Linked DNA regions of Homo sapiens: all the other regions are linked to region 1. The links are chromatin contacts, found by Hi-C or POLR2A ChIA-PET in ENCODE. All regions are on one chromosome and are shown on one strand. Each heading gives the region's core, a stretch centred on a gene start or an enhancer-like site at or near the end of the contact. The rest is flanking DNA. Distances are from core to core; before and after follow the strand shown. Region 1 has its middle 530 kb from the start of LINC01966. Region 2 overlaps TEX41 (testis expressed 41). Region 3 overlaps ZEB2 (zinc finger E-box binding homeobox 2).

Evidence for each region. A loop is a pair of places that touch in the nucleus more often than their neighbours do. ChIA-PET counts read pairs that join two places held with the same protein, here RNA polymerase II (POLR2A). Pooled maps may share reads with other maps.
Region 2: a map of OCI-LY7 shows a loop between it and region 1 (8-fold over the local background). The contact joins two enhancer-like sites. A Hi-C loop is called at or near these places in 1 of 168 maps with a recorded cell type or tissue (OCI-LY7) and 2 of 50 pooled maps. POLR2A ChIA-PET finds 5 or more read pairs at or near these places in 1 of 52 experiments (SK-N-SH).
Region 3: a map with no recorded cell type shows a loop between it and region 1 (4-fold over the local background). The contact joins two enhancer-like sites. A Hi-C loop is called at or near these places in 2 of 37 single-sample maps with no recorded cell type and 1 of 50 pooled maps.

Annotation. Positions count from the first base shown.
Region 1 is chr2:145,409,742-145,413,160 of GRCh38, reverse strand. No RefSeq gene overlaps it. Among named protein-coding and RNA genes, the nearest start is that of LINC01966, 530 kb to the right of the region's middle. RefSeq lists an enhancer at 762-921. Within about 2 kb of position 1,525, at least 3 of the 41 ENCODE cell types and tissues checked have a DNase peak (open chromatin) inside an H3K27ac peak, as active enhancers do; they include OCI-LY7, where a contact is called at or near this core.
Region 2 is chr2:144,702,713-144,706,340 of GRCh38, reverse strand. The region is part of intron 1 of TEX41 (testis expressed 41); the gene reads right to left. Among named protein-coding and RNA genes, the nearest start is that of TEX41, 37 kb to the right of the region's middle. Within about 2 kb of position 1,825, at least 3 of the 41 ENCODE cell types and tissues checked have a DNase peak (open chromatin) inside an H3K27ac peak, as active enhancers do; they include OCI-LY7, where a contact is called at or near this core.
Region 3 is chr2:144,473,709-144,477,434 of GRCh38, reverse strand. The region is part of intron 2 of ZEB2 (zinc finger E-box binding homeobox 2); the gene reads left to right. Among named protein-coding and RNA genes, the nearest start is that of ZEB2-AS1, 44 kb to the left of the region's middle. Within about 2 kb of position 2,239, at least 2 of the 41 ENCODE cell types and tissues checked have a DNase peak (open chromatin) inside an H3K27ac peak, as active enhancers do.

The DNA of each region.
Region 1 (3,419 bases), core at 276-2,775:
TATGCAGCCATAAAAAACTAAGACAATCACCACACCCAAATGCCCTTTATTGTTCTTTTTACCTGTTAATTTCATCTTTCTAATCTCACCTTCTTCATGAAGCTTTAAATACAATCTCCTTGCATAATAATCCCACATATCTTACTACCTTTAGCACATATTGTCTGAGCAAGTGATAGAATACGTAGTAGCGGCAACGTTTTCTCTTTGAATCATATCTTCCCAGTTGAGAAAAGAGTTCTTTCAGTAGAGGAACCATCTCCTACACTTATTTATATACCCCACAGCCCTTAAAAGTGTCACTGGTTATAAGAGATACTCAATAAATAATTAACAAATTACTCATAACTTCACTTTTACAATATGTCATGGTCATTATATCACTATTCAAATCATCTCTTATGAATTCTGAAGCACATGGTAAGGAAAAAATGAAGACTCCATAGTTAGAGTCAACTGGCCAGATGACATCTTAGACTTCAAAATACTGCATCAGCAAACTCCAATTTATATCAGTTGTACATAATATTCTTCAGGAAAAAGTATAGCAAAACTTCTGAACTCAAAGCCCATAGAACTTTTGTAAAATTTTCTGGCTATTATATTTGCCAGTAAGCAAGGAGATTTGTAGAATACAACTTTGATGCACACAGACTCGGAAGACAGCTGAAAAGAAGCTAAGGCAGAGCACATGTGTGCTGTTTATAGGCAAACACGTGCCACATCACCCACTACCCAGGTGGACATATCTCCTCTAAAGCTGTAATGGCGAGTCAAGTAACCTGTTCAAAAACCCCACAATCTCCTAACCACAGCCACCTGGCTTGTAATTATAGACTTTATTATAAATAGATATAAGCTTTGAGTGATTAGTTATTGTGTACAAAGTATTCAACCGTGGACCACCTGATTTTCACATACTGCTGTACCTTCTCCTTCCTTTGATGCATCTTGGCTATTAATGGAAAAACACCTGTTTCCTGATAGTTCTCTGAGCTATAGAGACGTACATTTATATAGAAACAGCTGGGAGAAAGGTCCTTGTGAAGGACAACAAAATCCAATTCTTACCATCACAAAACTTCCTCCTGGAGCTGCTGATGGAAGCAGTTAAGCCTGCCTTGCATCACTCCTACACAAGCTACAACAAACAAAGTGAAGCTAGGGAGAGTCTTTAACTACTGTGGAAGGATTAAGAAAATCCTACAGCAATAAGGCTGGGATTTCCATTTGATCCTAGAAACAGAAAACGTTTCTAAACCCACAGGTGAATGACATAAACGGAAAGCCAGGAGCGAGGCTGCAAGTGTTTATTGCGTTCCTCTCACATCTTTTTTCAGCACCTGCACATACCTACAGTCTTTCCTCCCCAATGCCCAGGAGCACGGGACATCCAGCTACACTGATAAACTAGCAGCAGCTCAAGAAAATGAATGATGACAGGAAATGAAAGTGACAGTGACAGTTTGTGGTTGTTTGATTTCTTAAATGCAATGAATGGTGGCCACAGAGTTTCCTGTCAACAAGTGTCTGGATAGAAAAATGAAAAAGCAATCAAAACAGTAACTGACACTTCAGGGCATTTCAGGGAAGCCCAGGGCTCACTGTGCAACAAAACCACCTGCTTAGTGTTCTCCATGGGAACTACCACTCACCCTGAGAGGAATTATCAGGATAAAGCCAAGGTGGGTGGGTGCAATGCCAGCTCATTAGTTTAATCTCCAAGGAAAGGTGGACCAAATGATAAAATTCTGGACTAAATGACCTCTGTGGTCAAATCCAGTGCAATGCTCTGTGGTCAATTCCAGTGTAAAGATTCTAGAAATAATACAGGATGAAGGGGTAGGAAATGTGACCCTAATGCAGATACCATTAGTAATTTAATTATAGGAACTTCAATTAATTTACTTCTCTCTGCCTTAATCCCTCCTCATGTAAAAATGCTACCCTTCCTTTCTGTCTTTAAGCCAGAAATCTGCTAGTTGTATGAGTTACAGGAAGAAGATCCACAATATTAGAGACACAGGGAATTAATAAACAATCGTATACAAGTATCTGGAAAAAGAGAAGAGCACTGAATTTGATATTGAACACGTTTTCTTGGCCTAATGAACATAACTGCATCCCACCATGTTTTCATCTCATCTCTCCCCTGTGACATCCCTACTGTCAAGCCAGAGTTCTTGCCATTTTCTGCTTTGAATCTTGATCTAGCCCTACCTCTTGACTTTATCCCAGTCTGATTTCCACTTCTATCAACTCTATCTAAGTGCTAGCTCCCCGTTCTCCAGCAAGTGGCCCTGCCTATCACCTTCACCCCAATGCGTTCCTCTCCACTCAGAGAAATGTGAACCTGTATCGCATGGTGTAGCCTTTCTTCTTGAAATTCTTCTCTCCTTTTTTTAATCCTTAAAAAAGAAAATGCTTTAGAGAAATATGACTGTAATTAACAACTGACAAAAATATCTGGGCTTGAGCTGAAGTGGGAAATCACAAACGTTAGTTACTTATTTTCTCATGCAGTTACCATTTGTTCTCTTTTCTCAGGGAAGTTGAAAGACCTGAGGTTCAAACTTAATAAGGCCCCATACTGTTTCTAAGAGTATTTGCAACATGTAAAGTATAAGTCAGTGCATTGCTGATATTTAAATTTGTTTTCACTCATCTGAGCTATTACACAGTATGCAATCCCTAAACCCTTCATAATAAAGAACACACATTTCTCAGCCACGAAAGGGAATGAAAGATTCAGCAATTTAAGCTCTCCGGTACTAGAAAGGTGACAAAACATTTATGTGTATCCAATCCATTCCACTGATTTGGCTCCAACATTAGGAGGGACTGCCTCAGGCAGAGACATTTTGCTATATACACATTCTTGGGAATTAGCAAATGGCCCATAGTGATGACAGCAACATCCTTCAAAACACTCAACTTTACTAAATGGATTTCACAAATACATTTTCTCTTTCTGAAGAATGTTTTTTTAAGTCTAACTGATAGTACAAATACTTGTTGCCTTTTTAAAAAGAAAATTCCAAGAAACCAAGGAGTAAGCTATAAACAAATCATTTTCACTTGTGTAAGAATGGCTGTGTAACCTGTGTTCTACCAGTTATCTTCATGTTTTTCATTGATTTTTACAATCCATTGTCCATGGTAAGTTACTCTAGGAGAGTGATGTGCTAAGGAGGTCATGACATGAAATTTAATATTTAAAATACCAGTCTTTACATACCAAATAAGCAGGAAAAATTCACTATCTGAATCATTTTTACTCCTTGGATGGCATGTAAAGATCTCTGGATTCTGGTCTCAATCTTGTAAATAAGCAATTTTGACATCTAGAGTAAGTCACTTAGTTTTTATACCTCCAACTTTCTTTAATTGTACAATGACAAGATAATAAAATAATCCTG
Region 2 (3,628 bases), core at 576-3,075, 710 kb after region 1:
CAAGTTGAATCCAATTCAAATATTTGTGTATCAAGAGCAAATTGGGTATTTCCAGAAAGTGAGCAAATTTAATTATTCATGAGGCTCTGGTTAAGTCAGCACATCTCTATCTTAACCAGATCCTTTCTAGCAGTTTGCATAGTAACAATATAAAGTACAATTAAGATTTATAAATATATGTCAACAGAGACAAAAAGATTGGTAATTCGGTAAATCAATATATTTGCAAAATAATTTTCCTGATGCAATAATTCTCATATTTTCAAAATGGATAAACAAAAAAAATTGTTCAACAATATTGTGAAGCCTTGAAGGATATTCAGAAAATCAAGAATCAGAGGAAAACTAGGGGATTCCTCCCAACTATTTCCACTGGAGTAGTTACAAGTGTCTAAGGTAATCTTTTTCTTCTCTCCATCTTACTATCTTTTAATTATACTGATTTTCAAAGAAAGAACATCTATCATTGCTTACATGAGGACAGTGGTTGCATCATCCCCTACTTCAGTATATTTTTTCCTCTCAAAACCATGACTCAATTTATCACAAGTTTGAATCTGAACTTCCAAGCAAAATAAGTCAGGAAAAAAAAAAAAAAGAGCGAGCTACCCAATCCTTTAATATTCGAGTGATTTTTGGAATGCACACATTGTGTGCTCTGCATGAGCTCTGTGGGTCTCCCTCCACACTCAATAAAAGTGAAAACCACCAAATGTTCTCTCCAATATCATATCTATGATACCCTTCCTACATAGTAATTCTAGAACAAACCTGGTTTCCAACAGGGATGTCTCCAGGCTGTACCAGTCTGCCAGGATCTTTCTGGTTAGACTCTTCAGACTCTGATCTAACTCTGCACTCTCCAAGCATGCAAAAATATAGCCACAGAGACATGAGCCATGCTTCTCCATGTGGGCTGAAGTTTCCAGGTGGCCTGTGTATGTTATGATTGTGCCTGGCCTCAAAATAAAAACAAATTGACAATCCCTTACCTCCGCCAAGCCAGTGCCAATTTTTAAATAAAATGTCTAGTGGTGATTTATTGCCAATGCAAACTGCCAGACTGGCAGCCCCATTTACCTACTAAAACAGACAAATCAGTAAAAGCTATGTCAACCTTGCCAGTTTCCCCATGTATGTTCTAGAAGGCATTCCAAATTTCATGTTTGTTCTGTTACCGGCTTTTTTATTTGTGTGCATTGAAAAACAAAATATCTAGATGACCTCAATGGCTTAAGGAAATGGGCGTTCTTTCCTTGGGTACTTTCTAGGATTATCCAAGTTCATTTTCCATAGATCACACGCTCCTCATGCAGGTAGAATTGTTGATCATTTATTAGCTGTCTTGAATATCAAACAGAGACACAGAACTGAAAGAATTTCTTTCCTGCATGTAATATCATCTTAGAGGCCTGTTTCCTATCACTTCCCCAGGGAGCAAACACCTGCCTTGGTTTTTCTCAAGAGACTTCTCTTCCTTATTCCTCTCAAACTTATAAATAACAGAACCTGTTGGCTAAGGTATGATTTTTTAAATGTCGATTTAGGTCATGTTTGGTTGTATCCATCCCTTTTATTCCCTATCAAGCTGATCTATTCCTGCCAGAATAAAGTGCATGAGATTTTTGTAACGCTCTGGTCAAAAGCACCTCCTCCTATTTAGGAGTAGCAGTTCAAAGAAGACTGCTACATATAATGTACTTTAAAAGAAAAGAAAAAATCCAAAGTCATTAATTCCTATTTATTTAACATTACAGACAGGCTGGCCTGAAGAATGAGTCTTACTTAAGCTGCCCAAAGTGACTAGTTATCAAGTCATTGAGAAGAAATTTTTTATGTCTCATCTCAATGCCTCTATGTCACTTGTACACAGACCTCAGAATCGTCTATATTTCATCAACCATTTTCTTCATGTATTATTTAATAAACTGCTTAAAGCATATCTAATTACAAACATTTATTATAGAATTCAACCCTAGAAATGTGTGAGAATATGCTAAATTGTTTGTTACCTAAAGTTTTAATGAGAGTATAATACCTCCGGCCCATATGCTTCAAGAACGTTATCCTTAATTATGTAACATGGGTATTTTACTGATATCTGTTAACTGCTCAAGCAGCTGTGGTTTTCTGCTTTTTTACACAGCTCAGGAGGAGCAGCAAGTTCAGTTTCCCCTTTTTGGGGGGTTGCAAAATCCATGCCCCAAACAGGTGTGTGCAATCACGAACCACAGTGATGAACCCAAACTGCTCCTTTCTAAAAATTCCACCAGCCGGTGACACACACTAGTCAAGGTTGCACAACCTTGTTTTCCACCAGTTATTTTGATGATTCATTCCCCCGTGGGGAGGTAACTTGCAGCCATTGTTACTTTGCTCCTGTTTCTGATAATTAGAGGAATTACTTCCTCATTTTGATGATTTCTCTTTCTCCCTCTCTTGCTCTTGCTCTCACTTGCTCCCTTTTTTTCTTTTTTTTTTTTTTTTTTTTTTTGGTAATGAGTCCTGATCTTTTGGAAGGTGCTACTGGACCAGGATTATGAGAGGTGACACTGAAAGAAGCACACACATACACGCACACATACACACACCAGAACACTTCAGTTGTGAACACTTCAAGTTGTTACCGCCTTGCAGGAAATCTGCCTGGATGATACATAATATAATCAATCACTCACTGAAAATATAAGAACGCAAACCAATAAGCAAGTGTTGCCCACTTCCAAGTAGTGACTTTGGAAAACCTTACATTGATTCTACTGATTGCTCAAGAAATTTTTATGGAATTGCCATCAGAGCCTTCCTCATGTTGTTTTAAATGTCAAATATAGCCATTAGTCCTCTTTAAATGGTGGATTTTATTTTTGTAAACATCCAAAGTTTATTCAGAGCCAAGTTTGATGTTAAATCGACCAAGTCTTCTTTTAAATAAAAATAATTTTGATCACAAAACAATAAAATTTAGTTATGTGAAGAATAAAAGAATAAATCCAAAGAAAATTACAATAAAAAGGGACAAAAAGTTTTGAACAGTGGCAAATATCACTGGGTTAAATGTAGTTTTCCCAACATGACTACCCTGGAGAAGATGACATCTTTCGGTAAGTTTCAGATGCTTGCTAAAATTATATAATATTATTTGCCCTCCTATTTCAGTTTCCTAGAAAACTGAACTCAACTTATTTTATCCCGTGTTAAACAACAATCAAAACAATATAATCAGGATACTGTGTAGAAATTTTTTTCCTAATTTATGGCACCCAAATAAACACAAAAGCACATCAACCCATTTCACATTGCTCCAGAAATACGGATTTTCTTTGTATTTGAAAGCAATGTGTCACAAGAGCACAAGACATGGAATGTGATAATCTGAATATTAGACCCTAATTTGCCACTTACTGCCTGTCATCTTGAGCCAGTGACTAGACCTCCATGAACCTCAGTTTTCTCATCTTAAATTTGAAAACCATTTACAACCTTGCACAAGTATTGTGAGGAGCGGCTAAAAGTCAAAAAAAAAAAAAAACTCAAGTAGAGTGCCTGGCACTTAATGAAAACCTAAAACATGGTGACTTCTATGATAGTTGTTACCATTGCACACCAATGTGCTTCACTGAAGCATGAG
Region 3 (3,726 bases), core at 990-3,489, 940 kb after region 1:
AAGGGGTTAAAGTTGGTTTATGGTAGAAAAAAAATTATGCAGAAACCAATAAAAATAAACACACTCAAGTAGACTAAACTTGCTGGGCTTTTAGTTTTACTTTTAACAAAGGAAGTTTAGATGAAAGTAAATGTTGCAGCTTTTAGAAAATTAGTTGACACTCATACTTGATCATCTTTACTATACAGTGGTATAATTAATATTTAAACATTCTAATAATGCAGCTTGCTTTGCATGCACTTTTCAGCCTCACAACATTATATTTTATCTGGAATTGTGCTAGCATTTTCTTGGGTAGTGCCCATTTTCATAGAGTTAAATTTAAAATAGGGTAGGGCCTCAGCTCTTATTGCCAGTAAAACATCAATAGGAGAGTGAACAGGTTTCATACATCTACCAGACAGTTTATTATTAAGAACAATATTTATTTGAGATAATAGATAATATATAAATTTTGTTTCATTGCCCCATGAATGTTTTTAAATGATCAGAATAGATTAAGTTTGAAAGTTGCATTTGGCTGTTGTCCACTCACTGTTCAAAACAGGAGGATTTTGATGATGTCAAGGCAGTGCGAAATCAGCAAGTGATACATGAAACATGGAACCCCCATGCCTGCCCATTCATTAGGGCATCTGATTAACATAGTAAGGAATGTTTATTTTCAGTACATAAAATTGTAGAACTTTGGGAGCATCTTCTGAATTGCAAAAGCTGAACACCCAGGAACTTAGTGAAACAATAAAAATATAGAGAAGTAAGCTAATTTGTGAGAAGCCTGAGCTAGTTTATTTTCCTATGAGAAGTTTCTTCCTGTTCCAATCTCATGGCTGTAGGTGGTAGGGAAAAGTTGTTTCAGGTGCTGCCCTCAGCTAGTCCCTTTGAAGAGTGCAAGGTGCCCAGTGTTCCTGATCTTCTAGTTTGAATGATGAGAAAGAGCATTCTACCTTTCCACCATCACTTAAGTGTCCTTTGAAATTGAATTTGCATGCACATATTTACTGCTCATTCTTTTTAAGTGAGTAGGTGTGCTGAGCTTCAAGTCTATTTTGAGACTCAGCCCATGTTAACCCCTTGAGGCCCACTTCATGATAGGTACTGCCCTGTGGGAATCCTGTCATTTAGTGAAGCATGAAGCCATAATAGATCCACAGCCATACCACCATTGGGGCATCTCATTTCGATTAATTCCCTGAAGCCTTTGGTGCTGTGGTTTGCAGAAATCAAATGGCGCAAATGAGAACTACAAAATTAGGCAGGTTAAATTTCGCAAGAAAAAAAAAAGATAAGTAGTAGAAAAAATAGCCAGTGTAAAATATTAGTACACAGGAGCAGTAAGTAAACTAAGTTCCACACTGAAAGAACCACCAGATCTCGAGAAGTAGATATCAAGAAACAGTTTGCACTGGCTGTTTTATTTCCTTATGTCAGAAGGAAGTAGGTTTTTACAGATCCTTGGACATGATCATCTTTGTTTCTGATATTCAGAAACGGAACCAACAGTTTGGTGTCTATTTATTTTATTTGGTTTGTTTTTGAGAAAGCGAGTTAAATAAACTCAGCTTACAAATAATTAACAGCCCCTGGACTATTTAAAACCTGCTACTGAGGTGGTAGAGATAAGTTGAATCCAACAGCTGTCACATGTATGGGTTTGACAGATAGGTAAGTCCAAGAGTGGACAAATTAAAAGCATTTTTCATATGCTAATCTCCACCTGCACAGGAATAATTTTTTTTAAGGAGGCAGTCTACTGGCAGAGCAAATTCAAGAGCTATCAGTAGTACATTACTTCTAGGAATTATGACATGCAATAATGAATAAATACTTCTATGAGAAAAGTCTGCTGTGGAATCTTAATTCCAGATGGGTGTCCTGACAGCAATGTGCCAGCAATATTGTGGAAAGAAAAATGACATATATACATACATATATATATACACGCACATATGTATATGTATATATATGGCTTTTAAACTTGAATAATAATTTCTTCCATGTGTAATAGGTTCACAATTATATCTAAGGAATTACTTTTTTAGTTGCGAATAGAGATCAAAGTGAAAACAATAGTCAACCTTGCCCTTCAGGTGGCAGTTACATGTGAGCTGCATAGTGAGTGTGAGAGACAGTCAAGGATGTCAATCAGAACCTACAGATTAACCCACAGCAGTGAAATCTGAGATGGTTTATAACAAGTAGATAACAGTTTCAGGCCTATGTGAGAACGCATAAACTAAAACTTCATGCTGGGACAAAACAGGGCAGGACATTTGAGGTAGAGAGTGAGAAAACCATACTTTTATTATGACAAAGCCTCTCCCATACTTGTTGAAATGTCACTGGGTTGTTATTAAATGCTCACCATTTCTCTAGGTTTTATATTATCTTACAAAAAGCTTTTGGAGTTTCCTTTAATTTTGATAAACATTCAAATTTGTGCATAATTTCTGCACTTCAGCTTTGAATGACAGAAAATTTCCCATGCTTGTTGAGTTTCCTTTCAAGTAAGAAAGTAATTCTTGTAATAAATAAAAATGTTATATTTCTTTCTTCCAATGTTATCAAGTTAATAAACCCTTACCTTAGTTTATAAAGTCAAAATTTACTAATGTATTGAAATGAGAACCGAAATACTCAAAAAGAAATCTTAAACATCAAATAATAACGAGGGTAATGAATGAATGGTCATGGTTATGGATGGTGATGATCTAATGTAAGGTCCTATCTCTTTTTAATAGAGAGTCCTCAGGCTCAGACAATTTAGGGTTAAAGTGCCTATAACCAGATCAGAATCCTCAGTTATTACGTAGTACTCTTTTAAGACCCGTGAATTAAGTTATAATCAATGATTACAACACTGGTATCATTTATTAATGTACCCTTCTCTTCTAGGGTAGCAGAGATCAGTTTCTGACACCTTAGAACTCTTCATGTGCAAGAGGAAATTGAAACAATAACAACATATTTAGGCAGTAGGCAAAATGATTTGCTTTGGCTTTACCTACAGGGAAACTTGGGCAATGGTCATTAGACTTTTTTAATGGAACTTCAAGTCTGATGCCTTGTGACCAGGTGCTAACATGGAAAAGAGTTAGCATCATTGACATTCTTTGATTCGGAAGCACATAAGAGGTAGATAAGGAGACAACACAGGCGACCCACCTCCAGGCCAGGAGAAGAGGACAGTTCCTGGAATGTCTGCAATGTGTTACTATTTTTGTCACACCTATGTGAGGCCATCCATCTGGTCTGAATCAATCAGTCTCATCCCAGGGCTCTGCTCCTCTCCCAGCTGAAATAATACCCTTCTTTCCTCAGTGCTGTCTTCAGGAGGGGCGCTGCTCAGGACTGCCCGGACAAGGCCAATTAATGAGCCTGTGTATTTGCAAACGATGACCCAGGATTAGACACTGGAGAAAACTTTCTTTAAATTCTCTATAAACTCTGCTCTCCTAGAAACAGTACTTGAGAAAACCGGATGAATCATTAGACAAATAATTGACCCCAGAAAGCGAAAGACTGATGCTACATTACTTTGCATACGTACATCTTATTTTTTAAAGAAAATGTCCTTGCCTTGAATTTAAACCATGAATTGGTCTGCTGTTATACCCAAAGTAGATAAAGCCTGGGTGTGAGGCATTCACCATGACTTAGCCTGAAGTATTTTCTTCGGCCACTTCACTCTCCTCCACGCTACATGTTCAATTTCCCTGCACCTCT